3 separate regions of the Homo sapiens genome follow, and all the other regions are linked to region 1. Evidence: chromatin loops called from intact Hi-C (ENCODE). Cell type or tissue: dorsolateral prefrontal cortex. All regions are shown on one strand.

Region 1 (8,000 bases):
GCTCTGTTGCCCAGGTTGGAGTGCAGTGGCGTGATCTAGGCTCACTGCAACCTCCACTTCCTGGGTTCAATCATTTCTGTGCCTCAGCTTCCCAAGTAGCTGGGATTACATTACAGGCGCCCACCACCACACCCAGCTAATTTTCTTTCTTTTTTTTTTTTTGAGATGGAGTCTTGCTCTGTCACCAGGCTGGAACTACGGTGCCCACCACCACGCCCAGCTAATTTTTGAATTTTTAGTAGCGATGGGGTTTCACCATGTTGGCCAGGATGGTCTCAATCTCTTGACTTCGTGATCTGCCCGCCTTGGCCTCCCAAAGTGCCGGGATTTACAGGCATGAGCCACCATGTCCAGCCTAATTTTTGTATTTTTAGTAGAGACGAGGTGTTGTCATGTTGGCCAGGCTGGTCTCAAGCTCCTGACCTCAGGTGATCCACCTGCCTTGGCCTCCCAAAGTGCTGGGATTACAGGCGTGAGCTACCGCGCCTGGCCATCTTTTTCTGTTTTTTAACCATGCTGTTTGTTTTCTTCTGGTTAAATTTGAGAGTTTGCTGTGTATTTTGGTTATCAGTTGTGACTTGCAAGTATTTTCTTTCTGACTGGGGCTTGTCTTTCTCTTACGGATCCTGCCTGATTGTTTTCAAGTGAAAGTTCAGCCTCAGACTCCAGTGCATGAGAGCCTCTGGGTTGGCTGGCCTGCACTGCCTGCACTTGGCCTGTAGTGATGACCCGGGAGGGACTCTGCAGCCGCACGCAGGCTGTGCCAGCCCAGGCCGACCTGCCACAGGTGCCAGGGGAAGCTTCAGGGCTTCCTTGCCATGTGTTTGCCATGCCTAGCCTATGCACTAGCCTACTTTTACAGCGGGGGAAACAGCCCACAGCAGAGAAGCGACTTGCTGTGGTCCCAGGATGAATTTGCGCCCAGCTCAGCCTGTGCCTGGGGCCTCCCTCTGCCCCATCTGGGTCTCATCACTGCCTCCCTCCTCACCTCTTCTGGGCTCCTGCCAGGGCTCACCTTGCAAAGGAACCGCTGGTCTTGCCAAGTCTGAGGGCCGGTCGTGCAGGTGCAGGAACAGCTGGTGGGGGGTGGATTCAGGCTGTGAGAGCAGCTCACGTTCATGTGTGTCTGGGCTCCTCTCGGCCTCTCAGCAGGCCATGAGCCTCTCCGGGGACTGCAGTGACTAATGTGTATTTTATGAGCTCTTGGGACAGGACGGGGTTTGTTTGCTTGTGGCATTAAGAATAGATGTGCCTGGTGGGTGGGGATTCCGTCCTTGTTTGCCTAGTTCTGAAAACTGTCTTCGTCTCCTCGGTCAGAAGCTGTGGAAGGGCTGTCACTGGGCCTTGGCTCCGGTACCATCGCTGGGTTAGCCCCAAGTGGTGACTGTTTTTCTCCTTCCGTGTCATTGACTTAGAGGCGTGTTAATTATGCACTCCCAAACTGCAGGCTTCACAACAAGGCCTCCACCCAGCAGGAAGCACGCAGCTCAGTGGAATCTGACAGGCCCTGCCTGCCTGGTGCACGCTGGCATGTGCGATGGGGCCCTTCCTGGAAGGGCCAAGCTGGCGGTGAGCCCTTCAGAAAAGGTGTCTGGGCTGGGTATGGCGGCTCATGCCTGCAGCCCCAGCGCTTGGAGGGGCCAAAGTGGGAGGGACCATTGAGCCCAGGAGTTCGAGACCAGCCTGGGCAACAGAGTGAGACTTCATCTCTACACAGAAAAAAGTAAAAATTAGCCAGGTGTGGTTTCTCACGCCTATAGCCTATAGTCCCAGGTACTCAGGAGACTGAGGCTGGAGGATTACCTGAGCCTGGGAGGTTGAGGCTGCAGTGAGCTATGATTCTGCCACTGCACTCCAGCCTGGGCAAGAATCTCACACAGGTTAAGACCAGCCCCTGGTCTGCAGGGTATGACCGGCCCCTGGGGGGGCCGCAGATACTGGGGTGGAGGAGGATGGGCAGCGACCCCTGGGACTCTGGGGAGAATTAGCCTGCACCCCAGGGCTCGCAGGTTCTGGGGGTGGCCGGGCGGTTGCCGACGCTGCTCTGCCGCCCCACAGGACGTGGCCCAGTGGAACATCGGGAGCCTCCGGACCATCCTGGACATGGTGGAGCGCGAGTGCGGCACCATCATCGAGGGCGTGAACACGCCCTACCTGTACTTCGGCATGTGGAAGACCACCTTCGCCTGGCACACCGAGGACATGGACCTGTACAGCATCAACTACCTGCACTTTGGGGAGCCTAAGTCCTGGTGAGTGTCTGCACTGGCCCTGCCGCCGGCCGGACCGAGAGCCCCTCGGGAGGGAGTCAATCCCGGGTACACGGCTGGGCGCCGTGGCAGGGGCCCCACCAGGTGAGGCCGCAAAGGTCGGCCTATGACGGCTGGAGATCTTCCGGACCGCCTGGGGTCACCCACCAGCTTTGGGGTGGGGGATGTGCACCCCCAGAGCCGAAGCTCCCAGGCCCCTAGAGCTTGCGCTTTGTACCCCGGAGTGCCCCCCATTGAGCTGTGAGCGGCCCCAGGTGTCCCCATGGCCAGGAGCGTGGTCTTGAGCCTCCTGAGCTGCCCAGGCTGTGCTGCCTCACAGCCAAGTGGAGACGTTCCTGGTGAAGGGACACTGTCCATGCTGCCCAGAGGGGCCTGGCCAGGATGACCCTGCAGCCGCTCCCTCGCAGTCTCCGCCCTGGCACGTCTGGGCCAGGCCCTACAGTTAGGAGGGCAGGGCGTGGCGCTGCAGGCCTGTGTGCAGTGTGGTGGACCTGCCCCTGCCCGGGAGGTGCCGGGTGCAGCGTGGGCGCTGCTGTGGCGGGCTGAGTTCCAGGACCTTCTCCTGGCTCCCTGTGCACGTCGCAGCGAGGCCGTGTGGGGGTGTGTGTGAATGTGCACGTGTGCGCGCGCATGTGAGTGCGCACGTGAGTGAGTGTGAGTATGCATGCGTGTGTGTGCCCCTGTGTCACCGGGCTCTGCTTGTGACTGCGGAACCTGCTGGGTGCTCCGCGGGGCTGCCCTGCACTGTCCTCCAAGGGCCGCTAGGTGGCGCTCCCGCCCTTCCCGGGGCCGCGCTCATGCCTGGAATCTTCCCAGGCCGTCCTCGCGCTGGAGGAGGACGGAGCCTTTGCCTGGAGGGCGTGGGAGCTCCGCCTTGCCTGGCCCTTCCCTGGGTTGGAGTTGTAAGCGGGGAGAGGGGGGGGCGGGGGAGAATGCTGTACCTCTTCGTTAAAAAAAAGCACAATGAGCAGGAAGGGGCGAGCTGTGCGCATCCTCACCTGCGTCCGAAGCGCAGATGGAGCCCAAGGGAAAGGCCCTGTAGAGGACCCCGTGTGACTTGGGGCAAAGCGTGGCCTCCCAGGGGTGCGTGGGCAGCGGGACGCCCATGGTGTGACCGGGTTTGTGCCTCCATAGGGACCGTCTGCCCTGTGCAGAGAGCCCCTGTGGGGCGGGAAGTGGCGAGCAGCCGGCAAGGAGGCCCAGCCAGACAGAAGCAGGGGGGTCAGGGACATGGGAGGTGGGGGACCAGCCAGTGAGTCAGACGTGAGGACTTCAGTGCCAAGGACTGCAGTGCCAGCAGCTCGGTCTCCTGTGAGGGGCCCCGGGGGTTGCTGGCTGTCGTGGGAGCCTGGGCTGGGGGAGACCCTGGGGCTGGGGCTGCTATGGGTCAGATGCCAGGGCCGGGGGTGCCTGCTGCTAGGTCAGAGGGGCCTCTGCGGGAGGAGGCGACAGTGGCTCCCTGGAGGCGGCAGTGGGGCCCGGCCACAGGCCGTCGGAGGGACTGACAGGGATGCGCCAGGAGCCGAGGGCCTCTCCTGAGCTGGTTCATCCAGGACGCAGCCTCTGAGGGCATCCCGCACCTCTCCCCGAATGCCCCTCACTGCACCCCTCCTCTGCTTCGCCTGGTGCCGCAGGCGTCCAGCTGCCACTCCCATGTCTACCCTTCCCCATGACCCGTCGTGGGAGATGGCTCAGGGGAGACAGCTGGGGCGGGGCAGCGTTGAGTAGGCAACAGTTCTTTCGGGAAGGGAATTCCGGAAGCGCCCTGACCTTGGTCTTGGTTTTTGCCCAGGAAGGGGTGGGGATGGCAGGGGTGGGGCCTGGCATGAGGGGCCTGAGAGGAGCCACAGTGTAGGCTCTAGCTGCAGGGCATGCCCTCAACCCCCCAGAGCTCCCCACTCGCCCCCACAGTCAGCTCAGCCTGCTTAGCACGCAGGGCCCCTTCCCTGCTCTCTCACCAGGGCTGAGGCGGGGCCCCAGATGTTCCCACGACACCCCATGCCTGCGACAGGCATAGACCAGGTGACCCCAGCATTAGCCAACGTCTACTACGGGCTATCAGTCCTCCCCAGCAGATGGTAGGGGCCCTGGTCACCCCGTGTCCCAGCTCCCAGCAGGGGCCTGGCACAGAGAGGCTTGGTGACTTGCCGGAGCCTCTTGGATCCTCACTGTGTGCTGTGGGAGCTGACTACCCCTCCAGGCTGCCCTCCCAACTTGCAGGGGGGTGGGGACAAGGTAACTGGAAAGAGTGTCTGGCCTCTGGTCCCTGGGCTGGGGTTCAGGAAGCTACTCAGGCCCCTGGGAGATGCTTCCCCCCTCTCCCTTCCTCGGGCCCTTGGGGTAGGTAGGGCTCCCAGCCAAGAGATCACCAAGGCTGCGCCCCGTCTGTCTCCCTCATTACACTGTTCCGCTTGCATCTGCAGCCGCTTAATTGCAACCATTTCAGAGTATTCCAGTGGGATTTTAAAGAAAGTGTCAATGTACTCAGGTTTACAGCATTTTATTAAAGCTTTCTGGGTCTGTTGCTACTTTGGTAGCTTGATTTGTGTGTCAAAGTGACGTGAACAGCCTGGTGTCAATAACAGGCAGAAACATGCTTCAAAAGGCTGGCTTCTGTGGTGCTCTCAGGCAGCGGGGCTAAGAATATCTGAAGAGACTGAGCGCCTCAAAATCTCTTTGGCAATGCGGATTGAAACCAGAGCCAGCACCTGCAACTTCCCCCCGCCAACTTCCCGCAGCCCCTTCTGTCACCCAGGCCGGGGGGGCCGGAGTGCAGGTGGGTGTGGGGAGGGTCCGAGCTTTCCACTTGACCCTGTATTCCAGGGTCTTCCTGGGTGGGGTGGTGGCCTGGGGTCGGTGTCCTGAAGGCTGTGCCCCATAGAAGCCACTGTCCCAGGCCACACTCCTTGCCATAGATCAAGACTCTCCTGGGGCCAGGCGCGGTGGTTTGCGCCTGTAATCCCAGCACTTTGGGAGGCTGAGGCGGTTGGATCATGAGGTCAGGAAATCGAGACCATCTTGGCTAACACGGTGAAACCCCGTCTCTACTAAAAATACAAAAAATGAGCCGGGTGTGGTGGCAGGTGCCTATAATCCCAGCTACTCGGGAGGCTGAGGCAGGAGAATGGTGTGAACCCAGGAGGCGGAGCTTGCAGTGAGCGGAGATCACACCCCTGCACTCCAGCCTGGGCGACAGAGTGAGACTCCGTCTCAAAATAAATAAAAAATAAATAAATAAAAAGACCCTCCTGGAACCTGGGGTGGGGGTGGTTTAGCCGAGCTGACCCTCCAAGGCCGGTCCTGCGGCTGTTCCCCTCCAGGCATCCCCTCCCCAACCTGCACCTGTGGCAGCCCCTGCAGGGCCCACCCTCCTGAGCCGCCCGGGCCAGGCACGAAACACAGGCGTCGCCACGAGGCTGAGCGCAGTGTCGCCAGCAGCATCACATGCCACATGCCCCTAGAAGAGAGTTCCAGGCCGGGGTGGGAGGATGTTGGGTCTCGGCCAGCCCTGAGAGAGTTGCTGGTCCCAGGGCACTTCTGGGTCATTCGGATTGTGCTGTGCACCCCAAAGAAGAGAGTGGAGTGGCCATCCCCCCTCGAGGGCCCTGGCCCACGCTGCCTGGGAAAGTGCCCACTGTTCAGTCCTGTGCACCCATGTGCCGGGCTGGGACCTGGCCGAGGCTTCGGGTCCCCTTTTGCCCCCAACCCATCAGACACCCTGCAGGGCAGTGTTGGGGTGTTTAGGGGACTGTGGGCCACCGCCAAGAGCAGAAGCTTTGGCTCTCACTGCAGCAGGGAAGCCAGATGGGGGATCAGCATGTTCCTGGGGCTGCAGGGACTCCCGAGGACGTCGTGAGCTGATGGGACATGGTCAGCTGCTTGCACTGGCTCCAAGGCGGCGAGAGGAAGGCCCTCCTGAGGAGTGCCGCGGGGCCAGCGCAGGTGCGTGGCAGCCACAGAGGCCTCTGCTCAGGCTTAGGGAAGGGGGTGTCCCCCAGGGTCTCTGCAGCTCCGCTTGTCAGAAGGGGGGTCATCCTGCACCCAGGTGAAGCCCCCAAGAGCAGCGGGGCGAAGGAGCGCTTGCCCGGACTGCGACCTTGACCTGCCCATGACCCGCGGCAGTCTGGAAATCCCCCATTGCCCCAGGCAGGATGGGGGTCCCCCATGGTCTCATCTCTGGCTGTTTCCTCAGGGGATCGCTCCGCCCACCCTCTCCTGCCTCTGTTTACCTTGGACACACTCAGTCTCCGGTGCAGGTGTGGGAGGTGGGGGTCTCGGAGCTTGTGCTCCCGTGAAGGGCACGGAGCCCCCAGTTGCTCTTGGCCATCCTGGGCTGCTATGAGCCAGACCCTCCTGAGTGCTGCGGGGAGGGCTGCTGGGGAGGCCAGGGGAGAGGGGATTATCAGAAGACTCCACCAGCCTCCCTTGACCTTTAAGGAGCTGCAAGCCGAGAATTTTCCCTTTTGATTCAGCTACACCTTGAGTTTTCTCTCTGGCGTTTTCCCTCATGGGAATTTCACAGCATCTTTTCTTCTTGCTGCCAGGGAAACTTGAGTCCTAGCAGGCATAGCCGTCTTTTGCTTCATGGGTGTCCCTGGAGGTGTGCGTGCATGTGTGTGTGTGCATGGGCGCATGTGTGCACCGAGGAACCGTGCTCCAGACACTGGGGGTGGGGGTGGGGAGGGTGGGGGTGGGGAGGGTGGGTTCCAGGGCTGCAGGGGACCAGCCCGGGCTTCCTGCCCTGTGGCCGCAGGTGGGTGGAAGGCAGAGCCTGGGGTGGATGAGTCTGTCGCCCACCCAGGCCAAGCCAGGCTGTTCTTGGGGTGGAGGCTGCGGGCCTGCTCCCTTACCCCTCTGCTGCCCGCCTAACTGCCCCTCAGGACCTCCCTGGCCCACCCGCCTCCCAGCTCCATCTCCTGCTGGCAGCTCCTGCCTGGGGGCAGACACCTCCCTCCCTCCTGGGCTCCCTCAGTCTGGCTGCAGGTGGCACTGTCGGGCCCCACAATGGCCTCTGCCCTGTCCCTTGGAGTGGGACCCAGGAGTCTGGTGGGTGATGGAGCTGGCGAGCCCGTCCCAGGCAGCAGCCTGAAGGCCCATGGGGTAGCGCGCTGGCGCCCGGGGACCCTGGTGTGGGTTTGTACTGCTGCTGCTGGCGAGCCAACCACTGGGACTTCCAGCTTCTGAGCCCGGGACCCGGGGGGTCCCACCAGCAGTGGGGACCTAGGGTCCCAGTCTACTGACCGTAAGGCATGGCCCCCCTCAGTGACCTGGGGCATTCCTCCCAGCCGCTTTGCTCTGGCTGGGCCACCAGAGGTTGGGTGGCCGCAGAGACAGCTCTGGCGGAGATTGGTGTCCCGACAGGGGTGGCGTAGCCTGAGCTGAGCACTGGGTTGAAATGGAAATTGCCTGGAGCCTGACAGCTTCACAGATTGGTTTTAATAACTCAGCTTCCCCACACTGCACTCTGTCACCAGAACAAGATGCAGGAGCGAGATAGTTGCTCCCTCCTCTCCTTGCCACCCGAGGCCCAACCCTGGCGAGGGTGCCTAGGGACAGGGCTGCATTGGCAGCTCAGAGCCGCTGCGGTGCCCTGGGAGGTCAGACTGAGAAGACCCACCAGACTGATGGGGGCAGCCCGATGCGTGCCTCGCTCCCAGGCAGGGGACCGCAGCCAGGTCTCTTCCCAGCCACACACACTGAGCCAGGATGACAGAAATAGAAAAGGAAGAA
Region 2 (8,000 bases), 240 kb after region 1:
CCTTCTGCTGCACAGCCTCCAACGAGCAGGACCACAAGGAGGCCCATGGGACCAACCACAGACACCATGCCAGGGCCCCAGGTGGGCGCCATGCTTGGCAGCGACCTCCGATCTCCGCCCTGGAGGGGGATGGCCCCCCGGTCCCTCACAGAGAGGCCTCGAGCCGAGCGTCAGATGGGGCAACGTCTGCAGAGACAATGGAGGGCTGTGAGAGGCGAGTGGGGAAATCCAGGAGACCTTCATGGAGGAGGCAGAGGGAGGGTCACATGGAGCAGGGGAGGGTCCTGCGGGGGCTGGTCATGGGACAATGGGGAAGGATCATGGGGTGATGGGATGGAATGAAAGTGCTGGGCCCTTGCTATAGAATTAAGGTGTCTCCCCCACAAAAAATCATATGTTGAAACCTAGTCCCCACTATGATGGTAACAGGAGATGGAGTGTTTGGGAAGTGACTAGGTCATGAGAGCAGAGACCTCATGAACGGGATTAGTGTCATAAAGGATCTCCCAGAAAGCTCCCTTGCCCTTTCTGCCACGTGAGGACACAGGGAGAAGATGCCTTCCACGAACCAGAAGATAGCCCTCACCAGACACCAAATCTGTGTTGCCTTGATCTTGGACTTCCCAGCCTCTAGAACTGTGAGGTACCAATTTCTGTCATTTATAAGCCACTTGGTCTGTGGTATTTGGCTACAGCAGCCCAAATGGACTAAGACAGCCTCCAACCACCAGCTAAACCCCAACCCCAGCATGAGTCCCCAACCCAGGCTGGGCCCCTGACTCAGACCAAGCCCCACACCAGGACTGAGGACCTGAGCCCCTGACTCAGACCAAGCCCCACACCAGGACTGAGGGGTGCTGAGCCCCAGTTTTCTCCAACTCACAGGCTGCTTCTCAGGAAGGAGGGGACTCCAGACTATGCTGCTGTCTGGCTCTAAAACCTGATCCCCCAGGTTATAAGACAAATCTCTTCCACACACCTGCCTGTCCCTGCCCTGCTCTAAGACCTCCCATGGCTCCCAGAGCCCCCAGGGGAAGCCACTCTTGCTGACTTCACTGTTTCCTCTCGCTTGGAGGTACAGCCAGGCCAGCCAAGCTCAGTCCCACCTCCAAGCCTTTGCTTCTGCTGTGCCCTCTGCCTGGAATGCTGTCCCCACCACATGACAGGTCTCAGCTTAGCTGTCACTTCCTCAGGAAACCCTTCTCTGCCCCTCAAAGGTCAATTCCCCCTACATTCTACATCCCGGAGCATCAGATATGACTAAGGTTATCCTCCGTGGTATTCACCCTGGTTCCCAAACTAAATGAAAAGATGTTAATCATTCAGCACGTTTCTCCCACAAGAACCTCAACTCCTCCAGGGCAGAAGGGTCCCTCGTCACATACCTTGAACCCTGGAATGGCCCCCTCCCCATCTCCCCAATCTCCACTCTGTCCAGAGCCAGGTCAGAGGGCCAGGGAGGGGAAGGGAGAGGCCCAAGGATAAGATCTTTGTTGCCTAGTCAGGCTGGCACCCATGCCAGCCCATGCCCTGGGCGGGTCCAGGCCGTGACCACAGGAACTGGTGGCGCATAATAACGGGGCAGCCCCTGTGATTCTGACTCCCAAAATACCCAGCTGCGGTCACCTCGCCCAGCCCTGGGGCGGTCCCAGGGGAAGGATGGGCGGGTAGTGGCCGGGTCACAGCCTAGGGTGACGAACGGGATTCGGGGGGCCTCAGTGTACATAGTTAGGCCACAGGCATACAGTCAGACCAGCCACAGAGAACGATGCCTGCTAAATCACGCCACAGACATACACAGATGCACACAGTCAAACCACCGATACACACCGACACACAGTCAGACTGCAAGCGGTTGCATATCTGCAAGAGACACAGAAACAAATGCATTCACACAGTCAGGCAGCAGAGACGGGCACACACACACACACACACACACACACACACACACACACACACACAATCAGGCAAATAAAACTTGCACATAGTCAGACCACAAACACAGACAGGCCCAAAATCAGACCACAGACATACACCAAGCCAGAAAAGATACACATAAGGGGTCATGGTGGGGCAGGCAGTACACATACACAGTTGGGTTACAGGGAACTGCAAACATGCAATTAGATCAGAGATACCTACAGGTGCACAAGCCGGTCAAAGTCACACGCAGACACAGGTGCCGGCACACTGTCAGACTATAGATAGGCCAGTCAGTCAGCAGACCACAGGTGCATGTGCCAGCCAGCCAAATAGAGATATGCAAAGTCAGATTCCCTTCCTACACACATATGTGCACACAGGCAGGCTACACAGACATGCACACACACAGTCAGACTCTAGGTACACCTTGCACACAACCAGTTGGGGACTGGGAAGATGAAGGAAATAAAGCCTAGAGCACAGTCCCTTACTCTGAGTCCCTGCCCTAGCCCTTTAAGAGCAAAAGTTGCCAACGAGGAAGGCGGTGGCCCCAGATGGAGAAAACAGCCTGTGGCCAGCTGGGGCTAGGGTGACCACAGCGGCTGGCCCTGCCCAGAAATGCACATCTGCTTGGCCACACTGAGGGGGCGAGGTCAGTCCCAGACCACTTTGAGCAGCTGGGCAGGCCTGCAGAGAGCCTCTGGGGAAACTGAGGCAGCATAGCAAACCTGAAGCTCAGAGGGCATGGGTAGGAGTCACTTGCACAGAGAGCCCAGGTGGGGCACATATATGGAGGGCCCCAGCCACAGCTGGCTCTCCCACATCCCACGAGGACCTCAGGGCAGCATCAGCCACCTTCTAAACCAGGCAGCCCTAATTACACCCTGGCTCCCACGGCAGAAGCCATGTTGGGCCCACACCTCCCTGATGTCTGCGCAGGATGGGGCTGAGTCAGGCACAGACAGGCAGGGCCTGGCCATGGACTCCCCCCAGATCCGCCACTCCAGCCTGTCAGGGGCAGGGACGAGGGGCTACAGTAACAGGAGCATTTGGGGCATTGGATGATGTATCAGGAATAGGGTGGTGGGAGGGGCCCAGGGAGTGGGGTTCAGACACTACCAAAGACAAAACATCCCGGGGTCCCTTAGGTGCCAATCCTCCCTAGGAGAACCTCCCATGATGGGGATAGGACCCTGCACACCCACAATCCTCCCACCGACTCCTGCTTCCACGAAAACCCCAGGCGTGAGGTCCTCTGCGAGGATTTGGGAGAGAAGATCCCTAGGTCCCATCAGCTCTGCCTTCAGAATCTGTCCCCAACCTGCCCACTTCTTACTCATTCTTCTGCCTCCACTTCTTCCAGCCCCATTGTCACCGACCTGGACAGATGTCGTCACCTCCATCGTGGTCTCCCAGCTCCCGCCCTTGTCCCTTGATCTGTTCCACTCACAGAAACCAGAAAGCATCTGCAAGCACCCGAGTCAGGGCTCGTCCTTCCTCTGCCCACAGCCCTCCATGGCTCCCACCTGCCTCGGGGTCAAAGCCCAAGTCCTTCCTGAGGCCCACCAGGTCCTGCACGACCTGCCCTGTCCCCTCCGTGCCCTCCCCTCCTCCCTTTCTCCCCCTCCTCCCTCTGCTCCAGCCGCATGGGCCTCCTTGCTATTTCTCCAACACCCCAAGTGCAGTCCAGTCCTGCCCCCGGGCCTTTGCGTGGGCCATTCCTGGATTTAATATTGGCTGAGGACCAAAAGGTGAATGGGAATTGGGGGCAAGGGTGTCTCTGCACTACAAACAGCATGAGGAAGAGCAAGGGGGCAGCACTGAGAGGTCCTAGGAGGGAGAGGGGGAGAGATGAGGACAGAGAGGTGCACATAGACTAGACCCACAGAGCAGCCAGGAGCCCTACGTGGCCCTGGGCAGGGAGGGAAATGGCCAGGTTGGTGCCAGGCCAACCCTCCACCATGTCCTCTTGCAAAAGGCAGCCTGGGCCACCAGCCTTGCCACTGCCAAGAAAGGGAAATTAAGTCAGGTGCAGTAATCTGCAAGCTCCCAGTAAATGACACGGCTGTTAGGAAAAGCATGGCAGCCCATGGTGGCCAGCGAGGCTGAGCCAGGGCTAGGGAGAAGGAGAGGGAGTGACCGCTGGACGCTGAACCCATGTGGGGCTCAGGGAGGGTCTCTGCCCGCCCCACCTGGCTCTCAGGGGCTGCACTGCCCACCACTAGCTCACGGCAGCTGGTCAGAGGCAGGCGCTTGACTTTTACAGATGAGGAAACTGAGGCTCACAGAAAAACAGGGACTCAGCCAAGGCCCCCAGCTGGGGTGGGACTTGGGTCTAGAGCCCACGTTTAATCTTGTGACTGTGTCTTTCTCTGGCCACTGCGAGATCTCTGGACAACTCTCTCTGGGACTGGTAGAGCCCGCTGGCCGCCTCTGGGGGCTCCCCCGCGGTGCTAATGGGGGGCGAGTGGGCACTCATTCCAACCAGGCGCCGGGGCATGGGTCACGCGATCTGGGAGCCGGCTTTGTGTGCCCACGCGGTCCAGGAAGCATAAAGGGGTGATTATGACCCAGGCCGGGCAGCAAACAGGCTGTGTCACCCGCACGAGGCGGGGGCTCCTCGGGCCAGAGGAGGCTCCCGGTGCCTCTCCCAGCCCAGGCTCCAGCTGTAGAGTCCATGCTGCCCTGTCCTGGGGCGGGAGTCTGGGGGCCTAGTCCTAACCCTCAGGGGCCATCCCATGGCCCCAGGGCAGGAGAAGCTGAGGCTGATTATGCCAGCAGTGGGACTCAGGGGAAAGACCCCTGACCCTGCACAATCTCTCCACCTTCACATCCACCCCCCACCCACAGCTCTCCCGTGCCACCGCCTGGAACGTCATTTCCAGGACTGGACCCTGGCCTCCAGCCTCCCTGGACACCTGGGTCACTCCCACATCCACTCAAGCAGGGACAGGCAGCGAGGGCCCCCCTGGGCAGCAAGCACAGGCTCTGTGGCCACTGGTGGGCTCAAGTCAGCTCTGGCCAAGCCACTGTCCCTCCCAGGGCGCCATTATCTCCCTATCAGGAAATGGGCTCAGGGAGGGGCTGGGTGGGGCTGGCCCTTCCCGGAACTGAAGTCCGGGGACCTGGCTTTAATTGACTATTGATTTGTATTGGGACGACGTGAAGGCTCAGGGCACTGTCCCCAGGGGTCCTGGTGGCCAGGAGTGGATGGGTGGGGCAGACAGGGAACCAGGCCCAGCCCTGGAGAGGGAAATCATTAAAGTCCACTGGGTGCCTCTGGGGTGCTGAGCCCCATTAAATGTTCTCTGTGTTTTCTGCTGTTTAACGGATTAGGAAACCGAGGCTCACCAAGGGTCCTGCATGGAGGAGGGGGCTGGGCTGGGTTAGGATTTGAGGCCAGAGCCCGGCTCTCAGTCGAGCCCAGAGTCCACATCCTCTGGGCGCCCAGGCTGCCAAAATTGCCCGTCAGTGTGTCCCCCATGCTGGCTTCATGGAACAACTTGAGACGCCAAGATCTGGGGGTACCCCTGCTTCTGCTCACACACCCACGGGGGCTCCCAGCTCCTGTGCTCGCTGCTCTGGGCCCTTCTTGATGTGACTGCATCCATCGTCTTCCCTACCCCCTCTTCCCGAAAGGTCCTGCAGTTCTCAGAATACACTGCCTCAGGTCTCTGAGCCTCTTCGCATGCAGGTCCCCCACCTGGCACACCCTTCCCCAGCTGGCCCATGGTCAGTTCATCCTGTAAGCTGCAGCCACGAGATGCCTCCACTCCAAGCTGAGCCCCGTTCCTCCTCTGCTCTAAAACCCTCCATGGCTCCCATCAACACGTATTAAAACTCAGACTGCTACCTCAGCCTCCAGAGCTGCCAGCCCGGCCTCTGCTGACCTCATCACGCCACAACCCCCCATGCCAGGCTTCCCTTGACACCTTGATCCCCCCCACTTGTGGCCCCTGGCTCCCACAGGGGTATTTACACACACTGTTCCTTCCACCCAGCATACCCTTTCACATCCTCATCAAATCTCAGCCCTCATACTTGTCCTCAGGGCTCAGCTGAGCTGTCACCTCTTCCAAGAAGCCCTCCTGGATGCCCCAGGGTGGATCAAGACCCATTCTGAGCTACCCCATCACAGCTGTGCTCCCACTGTGGGTCTGTCAACCCCCTGGATGGAAGCCCTTTTCCCACCCCAGGAACGTGGCAAAGCCCCTGCATGCACTGGATGCCTGCTGCATAACCAGCTCCACCTGGCACTTTATCCACAGCATCCCTGGCGTCACCTGGGTTTCAGAGGTAGAAACTGAGACCATAGACAGAGACCACCCCAGGCAATGGAGACCGAGACGGGGACAGCCTCGCATCCACCCTAGGGGGTCTGGCAGAGACTTAAAGGGTGGGGGTGAGGCTCTGGAAGGAACAGACAGCTGAGGCCAGCCTGGGTTCTGCAGGAAGCCCCTTGGGGAGGGTCACCAAACTCTGTCAGCTCAGTACTTGGGTCCTGGAACGGCTTAGAGCCCAGGGACGGGAATGGGTAAAAGAAAGGTACGAGCTGCCCTGACCGTCTCAGAAGACAACACCACAGGCCCCTCCCTGAGGCCAAGCCCCCCAGTTTCTTAAAGCCCCCCAACAAAGCACAGAGGCAACGTGGGGTCCACAGGCCCGAGAGGAGCGGAAACAAATGGATGGAGGTAAACTTCCTGCGATTTTCGGGGGTGGCTAAGAGCAGGGATTCCTGCCATGCACCCCCCACCGCTACCTGCCCCCTCTGCGGTCCTGTTGCCTCCTCCGCCTTCTGCGAAGTCCCCAGTCACAGCTCCCCCGGGCTGGCAGCGAAGGCTGCCCCGCGCCTGGCTCCGCCCCCGGGAGGTGGGGGAGGAGAGGGGGTGGGGGGAGGAGGTCGGGCTGGGGGCCAGGCGGGGGAGGGGACCCTGCGGAGCATAACGGTCTGGAGTTTTCCAAAGTGCAAGCGACGGGCCTGAATGGGGGGGCGCCAGGCAGCAGCAGGCCCAAGCTGGCCCTGGAGGGCGGCCGGCACGGTCAGGCCCGCGCTGGGCTGTGGGGACCCCCGTGGTCCCCAGCCTCGGAGCCTGGAGGGGGCGCGACAAGAGAGACAAAGCCCGGGGCGGCCCGGGCCTCGGGGTGGAAGGGGGTCCCGGGCGCACTCACCCCGCGGCTCGGAGATCGGGCCCAGGCCCCGCGAGGCCTCCACAGGGCCCGCCGCAGCCGCTCCCCGCGTCCCTCGGTCCGCCCGGAGCGCGGCGCGCAGCGAAGACTCGGGAGAGGCCTCGGCCTGGGGAGCTCGGCCTGGGGGCGGGGCAAGGGGCGGGGCTGTAGGGGGCGGGGTTGCAGTGGGCGGGGCTGCAGGGGACGGGCCCCGAGGAGGGGGATTGGGGGGCAGGGCGGGGCCCCGGCCGGAAGTGGGGCGGGGGGACCAGAGGGGAGCCCCATCTGGAGGCGCGGAGAGCCTCCGCAGGAGTCCATGAAACACTGAGCGAAGGGGCGCCCCAGGGAGGGCACGACCCAAGACCCCTCCCTCCCGAAGACGTCTCACGGGGAGCCTCTACACTGCTCCTCGCTTCCCCAGCTCTGATCGTAGCCATGGCAACGCATGAGGAGGCTGGATGCCGGACAGGGCGGCGGAGGGCTCCCCAAACACACCCAACTACAGGAGGTCGGAGAAGGGGCAGAGTTCCCCTCCCAGTCTGGGTGGGACCGGAGGCACGGTGATGGGGGCGGGGGGCGTCCCCTCTTCCCCCTCTTAGACCAGAGGGTAGGGGAGAGGTGCGGGCGCAGAGGCTTCCCTCCCGCTGGGGGTCCAGGGGAATGAATGGGGGGACACCGTGGCAGAGGCCCCCACCCTCGCCACAAGCCTGAGGAGGGGGCGGAGAGCACAGGGCCAGATTGGAAACAGATGGGGCCGCCGTGCCAGGCCCGCGACACCGGAGCAGAGGGAGAGGAGGAGGGAGAGGGAGGGGCAGACCTGTCCGGGCGGCCAATCCGAGCCAGCGTTGCGCCCGGGGTGCGGGTTTGAAAACTCCACCGGAGGGGCCCGGAATGTAGAAGCCCAGCGGGAC
Region 3 (8,000 bases), 89 kb after region 1:
TCCCCTGGGCATGCAGCCTCCCCAGGACAGGACCTGGCCACATGCTTTGCACTCCCAGCTCCTAGCCCCATGCCAAGCATGTCCAGGCATCAGCAGAGCTGCCCTGGGTTGGGGACGTCACCCCCCAGGCCTGTGCGCCGGCCGGGTCTGGGTGGACAGAGCCAGGGAGAGTGCTGTGCCGAGGGTGGTGAGCCTGTCTTGGGGCTCTGCTGCTGGGAGCTGGATTTAGTGCTCTGGTTCCTGAGACAAACAAGACCTGACAGCCGACACCGTCTCCAGGCACTTGCTGTCCTTTGTGAGGCCAGAGAGGCTGCTGGGAGCCACAGGGCCTGGAATGCCACTTCAGACATGCGTCTTCCTAATTCCCCTTGCCAGGCAGAGTGTGGAGACTCGTTCATCACACACCACCCCCAGCATACCCCAGCGCCAGGGGCCACCCAGCACCAGGGGCCACACAGGCCAGCCTGAGCTCTGTGTCTGGATGCAACCCTCATGGGAAGGTCTTCGGCGGGTTGGGGACAGGGTCAGACAGTGTTTGGGGATCCTGACTTTCTGGAGGAGTGAGAAGAGGGGCCGAGGTGGCTCTGGCCATCTCCCCGACCTCCCCCTCCAGAGCCAGGGGGTGTCGAAGCCTGGGGCAGGTGCCCTGAGAGAGGTCCGCGCCGCCCGCCCGCCTGCCCCACACATGGCTCTGTCCCCTGAAGGTCGCCTCTCCCCTACAGGCCCTACAGACTGAGAAGGAGGCACCCATAGCCTCCCTCGGAGAGGGCTGCCCGGCCACATTACCCTCCAAAAGCCGTCAGAAGACCCGACCGCTCATCCCTGAGATGTGCTTCACCTCTGGCGGTGAGAACACGGAGCCGCTGCCTGCCAACTCCTACATCGGCGACGACGGGACCAGCCCCCTGATCGCCTGCGGCAAGTGCTGCCTGCAGGTCCATGCCAGTGAGTGCCACTGTGGGGCCCAGAGGAGCTGCGCCCTCCTTCAGGGTGTTGGTGGGGGTGCCGGTGGGGGCTCCATCCTCCCCTGCGGAGGGCCACACCGGCCCCTCTCCCCAGGCTGCACTTTCAGGGCCAGGGCAGGGGCCTCCCCCGGTGACTTCCTGCAATTTCTGACTTTCTCATCCTTCCCGTTGTGGTCCCACCATCTAGAGCAGGGGGAAAGGCTGTGGCCATGGAAGGGCTGGATGACCGCATGCCACCCTGGGGCAGGACAGGGCCTCCACCGCCCCCAGCATCCAGAAGATGCCAGTGCAGGCCCAGGTGCTGGCCTCTGGTGCCAGCCTCTGCGGAGGAAGCCTCTGCTCCAAGGGGCACTGGGCTCATCCCACCCTGTCCCTGACACCCAGAAGCTCACCCTAGGGCCAGAGCAAGAAATGGGCCAGGCACCCCGTCTCTCCGCAGGCTGTGTTCCCTGAGAATGGCTGTCTCTGCCAAGCAGCCTTTGGGGGCAAACATCCCTGCCCTTGACCTTGGCCCAGGCAGGGTTCCTCCTCACTGGCCCTCTGGACAGTTCTGCCGAGTCTTCTCCAAGGCCTGGGAGGCGACAGGAGGAACTCAGGCAGCCGCTACGCCTGTGATTTGTGGCTGTGGTTGAAACTGATGGTCACAGTGAGATTGCAGCGTGGTCAGGGCGTCTGATTTATCTCTGCTCTCAGGGACCCCTCCCCAGTCCTGAGGCTCGACCATGGTCACAGACAAGAAAATGGATGTCTGTCTCTTTCCCACGCACGGGGGGGCGGTGGCAGGAATTGGACTTTCAGGGAAGGAGGAGGGCTCTCTGGAGACGTTTAATTTTCTGTGCCCCTGGCAGCCATAGATCTGTGTCGGTTTCCTCCTGGCGGTGGCCTGCCTGGGGGCTCGCGTTGTCTCCTGGCTGGGAGGCTCTTCACTCTGCTTTGCTGGGCCTGGGTTTGAGATGTGCCCCCGGGGCAGATGGGCTCCCTGGGGGAAGGGTTGCCGAGGGTCCCAGGCCTGCCACAGCCGGGCCGCCCCAGCCAGGCTACCCCAGCAGACGCCCCCACCCCCAGCCGTGCCCACCACCCTGCTGCTCTGGAGGCAGTGAGGTCCCCGCCCCCAGCCTCTTCAGTGGGCCATCAGCACTGGCAGAGAGCCCCTTCCACACTGGGGGCAGTGATCCCCAGCAGAGGCAGAGCCCTGGGGGGCAGGCGGCACCCCTGCCCTCGCTCTGGGGGCATGATTCGGCCTTTTGTGCCCTTTCCCCATTTCCAGACCCAGGGCCACATCCCACAGTGAGTCTCCCTTGCGGCTTTGGCCTTTCTGGACATAGCAGGAGGAGCTGCTGTTGGGGGTGCAGACACCCAACAAGGAGGGGCCCTCAAGACACCACCAGGCTGAGCGCGGCAGACCCAGCTGGAGCTCAGGGTCCCTGCTTCCCCTCCTGCGTCCTCTTTCCACACAAGTAGCTTCCAGACCTTTCTCTCGCTCCACATGCAGTGGCCTGGATTGAAGCTCAGAGGGTGGGAACAGCACGCACCCTGAATGCTGCAGCTGCGTGCGGAGGCCTCGTCACTCCACATACGGACACTGGCCCCCAAGTTACCCGGCCCCTCCCCCTGAGTTTCACTCGGCTCCCCAAGTCTCACCTGCCCCCCAGATCTCAGCCAGCCCCCGCTGTCTTCCAGGTTGCTATGGCATCCGTCCCGAGCTGGTCAATGAAGGCTGGACGTGTTCCCGGTGCGCGGCCCACGCCTGGACTGCGGTAACTCGCTCCCCGCAGCGGGGGTGGTGCTCTGAGAGGCCTGGGCCCCGGCCCCACTCCAGTGGGGTGACTTTGGGGCGTAGTCTCCCCTCCGTGGGCCTGGGTTCCTTCACCTCTGCCCTGAGGGGGTGGAACCCAAGGGATTCCCACCCGTCACTTTGGTGGCTGCTAGGTTGAAATATAAGGGCCGTGGGCTGGGGACGGTTGGCAGATCAGGCCCCAAGCAGTGTGTGGGGAGCCTGCTCCGAGCCCTGCTCATCCAGGGCTGTCTGGTCTCCACAGGAGTGCTGCCTGTGCAACCTGCGAGGAGGTGCGCTGCAGATGACCACCGATAGGAGGTGGGTGGCACCGCGCGTTGGGGCTGGAGGGCCGGAGGGGAGCCTGCCCTGGGCTGAGGCTCTGCAGGGTGTGACCCCAGTGCCTAGGGGTTGACCATCACCTCCACATAACCGCCCTGTGTCATGGATGGGGTGGCCAGGGCTGAGGAGGAGCATACGCCTGCACCGACCTTCCTGAAGTTCCCCAGGCCCTGACCCAGCCGACAGCCACATCACGCCCAGCCCCTCTGTGACCAGCCCAGGTCCTCAGAGGCGCACCTGACCCCGCTGCACCTGCCCTCCCAGGTGGATCCACGTGATCTGTGCCATCGCAGTCCCCGAGGCGCGCTTCCTGAACGTGATTGAGCGCCACCCTGTGGACATCAGCGCCATCCCCGAGCAGCGGTGGAAGCTGGTAGGTCCTTGCGGTCGAGGCCCACCCTGCCCGTGCCTCTAGGGCTGCCGGCCATGCTCGGCTCCCCACCTGCGCGATCTGAAGCGGTCTTTCCTCCAAGCTCTGCGTCTCCATGGGGGTGGTGGGCAGCTTTCAGGAAGCCAGTGATCCCGACTTCAGCAGGTGTGTTATTTTTTGAATCCTTCCCCGAGGTGCAAGGTACAAAAATCAGAAGGCATCAAGGGTGGCAGAGATAAGCAGGCCCCGTCAGGTGTGGCCTTGGGGGCATCCTCTGCAGAATCGAGCACCCCATGCAGTTTCCACCTTCCCACAAAAGCAGAGGCACCGCACGTGCCCCGACACAACCGGGCTGTCTGATCTTTGCTGTTTTTCTAATAATTATAACAAGCCTGGGCAACACGATGAGACCCCATCTCTATAAAAAAAATAAAAAACACTAGCTGGGCGTGGTGGCACACACCTGTGGTCCCAGCTACTCGGGAGGCTGAGGTGGGAGGATCGCCTGAGCCCGGGATACCCAGGCTGCAGTGAGCTGTGATGGCACCATTACACTGCAGCCTAGACAACAGAGCCAGGCACTGTCTCAAAAAAAAACAAACAATTGTAACAATGCTTAGCGTGAGATCTGCCCTCTTAAGAAGCATCTGAGGTTCAGTACAGCATTCACCACGGGCCCAGTGGTGGGCAGCAGGGCTCTGCGGCCCGCTCACCCGTCCTGTATAACTGACACTTCACACGTGCTAAGCAGCAGCTCCCTCCGCCCACCCCAGCACCCAGCACTCTGCTTCTGTGTGTTTGCCTGTGTTATAGACCCCACGTGAGTGGGATTGTACAGTCTTTATTCTTCTGCGACCGGCTTCTTTCTTAAGAGACAGGGTCTCTCACTCTGTTACCCAGGCTGGAGTGCAGTGGTGTGATCACAGCTCTCTGCAGCCTCAAACTCCTGGGCTCAAGCGATCATCCCGCCTCAGCCTCCTGAGTAGCTGGGACCACAAGCACGTGCCAAAAAGTTAGGTTAACTCCCAATTTTTTTTTAAAAGATGGGGTCTCACTATGTTGCCCAGGCTGGTTTGGAACTCCTGGCCTTGAGATCTTCCTGCCTTGGCCTCCTGGGTAGCTGGGATTACAGGCGCGAGTGGTGTCTTTCATTTGGCATAGTTTCCTCAAGGTTCATCCACATTCATTCAACCCAAATATGGCAGGAGTTCCTTCTTTTCCTGGCTCAGTGATGTGCCACCATGTGGATGGACGACGTTGTGTTGATCCGGGCACCCGCCGATGTCTCTGCCTTCAGGCTGTTGTGGGTTGCGCCGCAGCGGATGTGGGAGTGTGGTTGTGGTTTGGAGATTCTGATGTCATTTCCTGTGGATACAGACCCAGCAGTGGGCTTGCTGGACCGTCGGGCAGCTCTGTTTTTAGCACTGGAGGAAACTGCTCTCCCTTGCGGCTGGACGGACTCCCATCCGCACCCCCCGGGTGCAGGGCTTTCCCCTTCCCCTCGTCCTCACTCACACCTACCTTTGACTTTTTTGTAGCAGCCGCCCTAGCAGGTGCGAGGTGGTCTCGCTATGGTTTGATTTGTGTTCTCCTGGCGGTCAGTGACGCTGGGCATCTTTGCACAGTCCTGTTGGCCATCTGCATGCCGTCTTTGGAGAAACGTCTGTTCTGCTCCTTCGCCCATTCCGTGCCTGGGTTGCTTGGCCTTTTGTGGTTGAGTTGGAGGATCTCTGCTGCTCCACTCTTGGTGCACATTGAGGCCCCCCGTAGATGCGCGCAGCCACCTTGGGCGTAGCGGGGCCTCATCGTGGGGGCTTGTGAAGCTTCCTCCTGCTCTCAGCAATGATGGCCCCCCTTTGGGGAACCCCTTGGAGCCACAGGGCAGTCAGGAGTGGTCAGTGCTGGCCACCAGCTGGCTGTGCACTTGGGACAGATTCCTCGACCTCTCTGTGCCTCGGCCGTCCCTTCTGTGCTGTGGGGTTGCCACAGTCCCCGCCATGCAGGGTTGCAGTGGTGTGAGCTGGGCCCACTCCCTAAAGCATGGACCACCCTGTCTGAGCACTAGCAGCTGCTCAGGGCTTGTCAAATCTGCAGCCTCGCTCCCCCAGGCCCCCAGTGTCACCTACTGCATTTGATCCACACAGTGAGAGCCTGTGGGGTCATCCTGCACTGTCTGTTCTGCAGGTGAGGAGCCTGGGGCCTGGAGGGGCTTGGCCGATCATGGCCTGGGCTGCAGCCCTGCAGGGCTGTCTGCTGCACACCCTGTAGCCCACCTGCGCACAAGGCACTTGGGGCTGTCCACGCCTGCTGGAAAATGACACTCAGCTGGCCCTTTAAATCAGCTTCCTGCAGAGCCTTGGGACCTGGCCCAGAAAGAAGATGAGGAGGCCAGGCCTGGTGGCTCATGCCTGTAATCCCAGCACTTTGGGAGGCCGAGGCGGGTCGATCTCCTGAGGTCAGGAGTTCGAGACCAGCCTGGCCAACATATGAAACCCCGTCTCTACTGAAAATGCAAAACTTAGCTCTGCATGGCGGGACGTGCCTGTGATCCCAGCTACTCGGGAGACTAAGGCGGGAGAATTGCTTGAACCTGGGCGGCGGAGGTTGCAGTGAGCTGAGATTGCGCCACTGCACTCCAGCCTGGGCGACAGAGTAAGACTCTGTCTCAAAAAAAAAAAGATGAGGAGAGCAAAATGCAGATGTTGCTGGGGCCGCGTCCCCACTAAGGGCTGTGCATGTGGCAGCGCTGATGGGGAGGACGCATTTGTCCCTGTGCACTCCGGCCTCTGCACACGTGTCTCGTGGGCCCCTGGAGGCTGGGCCCGCAGCCAGTAGCACCCAGCAGCGTCCTGCCTGCTTTTCCTGCCTGGTTTATCTTCCCAGCCGCGGACACAGTGCCTGGTGTTGACATTCAGGCTTGCGTGGAGGTGGGGCTGGAAGCAGACAGATCAGTCTGGCAGGGTGGGTCTGCTGGGGAGACCACAAGGGTGGGACTGATGCCGGCCACAAAGCCCGGGCTCCCATGCACTGGTGCGAGGTGCCCACGAGCCCGGCGGGCTTGGATGCCATGCTTGGAGCCCACAGGTGCTGGGCCACCTGGGCAGGGCTGTGCAGGCAGTCACAGAGGCTCATCTGGAAGGGGAGCCCTCTTTCCTTGTTCGTGGAGTGGAGTGTGCAGTGGGTCACGCCGGCCTGGCCGGGCACGGCCAGGCGATTAGGAAGCCGGCAGCCCGCGGGTGATGCTTCCGAGGCACCAGTGACTCAGTCCACAAACGTGGGCGTAAAAGGCCTCATGATTCAGGTGGAGTGATGGTGCGATGCGTGGTGCAGTGATAAGTCCTCCTGCCCGACGCCTTATGGATCATCTGACATTTCCAGAACGCAGCCTCTTCATTACCGGTGCTTGTAACGATGAATTAAAAATCCTTTTACACGAGGCCCGCTTGTACTGCTTAATGGGGCTTTGCAAGGAGGCGGCGGTTAATTCCTGCTCGCCCAACCGCCCAGCCACCTTCGCGGGCCACGGGCAGGCTGCAGGCATGGGGCACTCACTCCTGGTTACCCATCCGTCAGTTTGTCTCCAGGACTTCTCCAGCCACCGGCTCAGGGCTCCAGGCAGTCCTGGTGAGTCAGGGGGCTCCGGCTGGCCGCCCGCCTGGGCCAAGTTATCACCACGTTCTCAAGGCCGTGCTGCTGAGAAGCTTCTCACCTACCGGCTGGGCAGGTTCCTGGCAGCAGGCAAAAGCACCGGGAGCTCCCTGGAGGATCTGGGAGGTCTGGGAGGGGCTTGGGATGGGGGGAGGCGCCTCCAGGGCAGCAGGAGGGGTGGGCAGTTGCACCAGCTCTCTCCACTGCCCACAGTCCTGCCTGGAGGGGTAGGGCTCGGTCAGGAGGGAGGGGCTCTCTGCTCCTCAGGGGTTGGGGTTGTTTGCGAAAGCAGGTTGGTGGACAGCCACTGCGCCTCAGTGTGTGACAGGCTGAGGACACAGCTTCATGGGTGGTACCTAGCGGTGACCACCTGCTTCCTCCAGGCCGTGGTGCTCTGCAGACCTCTGAAGCCCACCCGCGTCGTCCTCACAGCCCTGTGGCCTCCGAGGAAGGACACCGAGCCGGGAACTTCGAACCAAACACCAGTGCCTGGGCCCTTCCAGGCCCCCCACGGGCCGTAGACCCTGACTCCCCGGCACACACTGGCCTGGGCCAGGCCAGCACTGGATGTGGGTCTTCAAACTGCGGCTCCCAGGAAGGGAGGTGACGGCCAAGAACGCCTGCCCGACCTCCTGTGGCCACAGCGCGTGGCGTGACTGGACCTCGCCTTAGTAGGGGTGGCTCTGGGCAACCTCGGCCCCAGGCACAGCTCCTGACAAATGGTCCCATGGGTCCGGGGGCACGCTTTTCACAACGTGGAGATGCAGGGTCATGGGCTGCCTGCTACCACGAGGCGGAAGGGGATGGTGCTGGGCACCAGCCTGCCCCGGGGCTGGGTTTCTCCTGGGCCTGGGCCGAGGGGTGGAGGCCTGTGGGTGACGTGTTCAAGACGGCTCAGCAA

The links. Hi-C counts contacts between places; a loop is a spot of excess contacts. Peaks named below come from ENCODE experiments on the same cell type or tissue, not always from the same donor. Only the 100,000 strongest peaks of a DNase experiment are listed, where the experiment ranks them.
Region 2: it touches region 1 in a loop (2.8-fold over the local background); 3 of 110 quality-filtered maps call a loop at or near these places.
Region 3: it touches region 1 in a loop (5-fold over the local background); 41 of 110 quality-filtered maps call a loop at or near these places.

Annotation. Positions count from the first base shown.
Region 1 is chr19:5,045,418-5,053,417 of GRCh38, forward strand. It overlaps KDM4B (lysine demethylase 4B), which reads left to right. Exons shown (of 23, transcript NM_015015.3): 6 at 2,059-2,252. Among named protein-coding and RNA genes, the nearest start is that of KDM4B, 80 kb to the left of the region's middle. RefSeq lists enhancers at 1,197-2,000, 3,494-4,096, 6,587-7,086. In dorsolateral prefrontal cortex, CTCF peaks have their summits at 3,014 (motif pointing right) and 3,214; a DNase peak (open chromatin) is centred at 3,034; H3K4me3 peaks cover 979 bases; H3K27ac peaks cover 5,279 bases.
Region 2 is chr19:5,286,049-5,294,048 of GRCh38, forward strand. It overlaps PTPRS (protein tyrosine phosphatase receptor type S), which reads right to left. Exons shown (of 38, transcript NM_002850.4): 2 at 2-186. The coding sequence starts at 92. LOC105372253 (a long non-coding RNA gene) reads left to right here and starts at 7,370. Exons shown (of 2, transcript NR_187754.1): 1 at 7,370-7,597. RefSeq lists silencers at 6,946-7,045, 7,086-7,195, 7,226-7,605. In dorsolateral prefrontal cortex, a CTCF peak has its summit at 3,723; DNase peaks (open chromatin) are centred at 4,483, 6,833, 7,233, 7,523 and 3 weaker places; H3K4me3 peaks cover 5,295 bases; H3K27ac peaks cover 5,950 bases.
Region 3 is chr19:5,134,617-5,142,616 of GRCh38, forward strand. It overlaps KDM4B (lysine demethylase 4B), which reads left to right. Exons shown (of 23, transcript NM_015015.3): 15 at 723-945; 16 at 2,646-2,722; 17 at 3,005-3,060; 18 at 3,346-3,454. Among named protein-coding and RNA genes, the nearest start is that of PTPRS-AS1, 39 kb to the right of the region's middle. RefSeq lists enhancers at 2,626-3,127, 3,128-3,627, 4,650-4,749. In dorsolateral prefrontal cortex, a CTCF peak has its summit at 3,409 (motif pointing left); DNase peaks (open chromatin) are centred at 2,684, 3,413, 4,735 and 6,726; H3K27ac peaks cover 3,644 bases.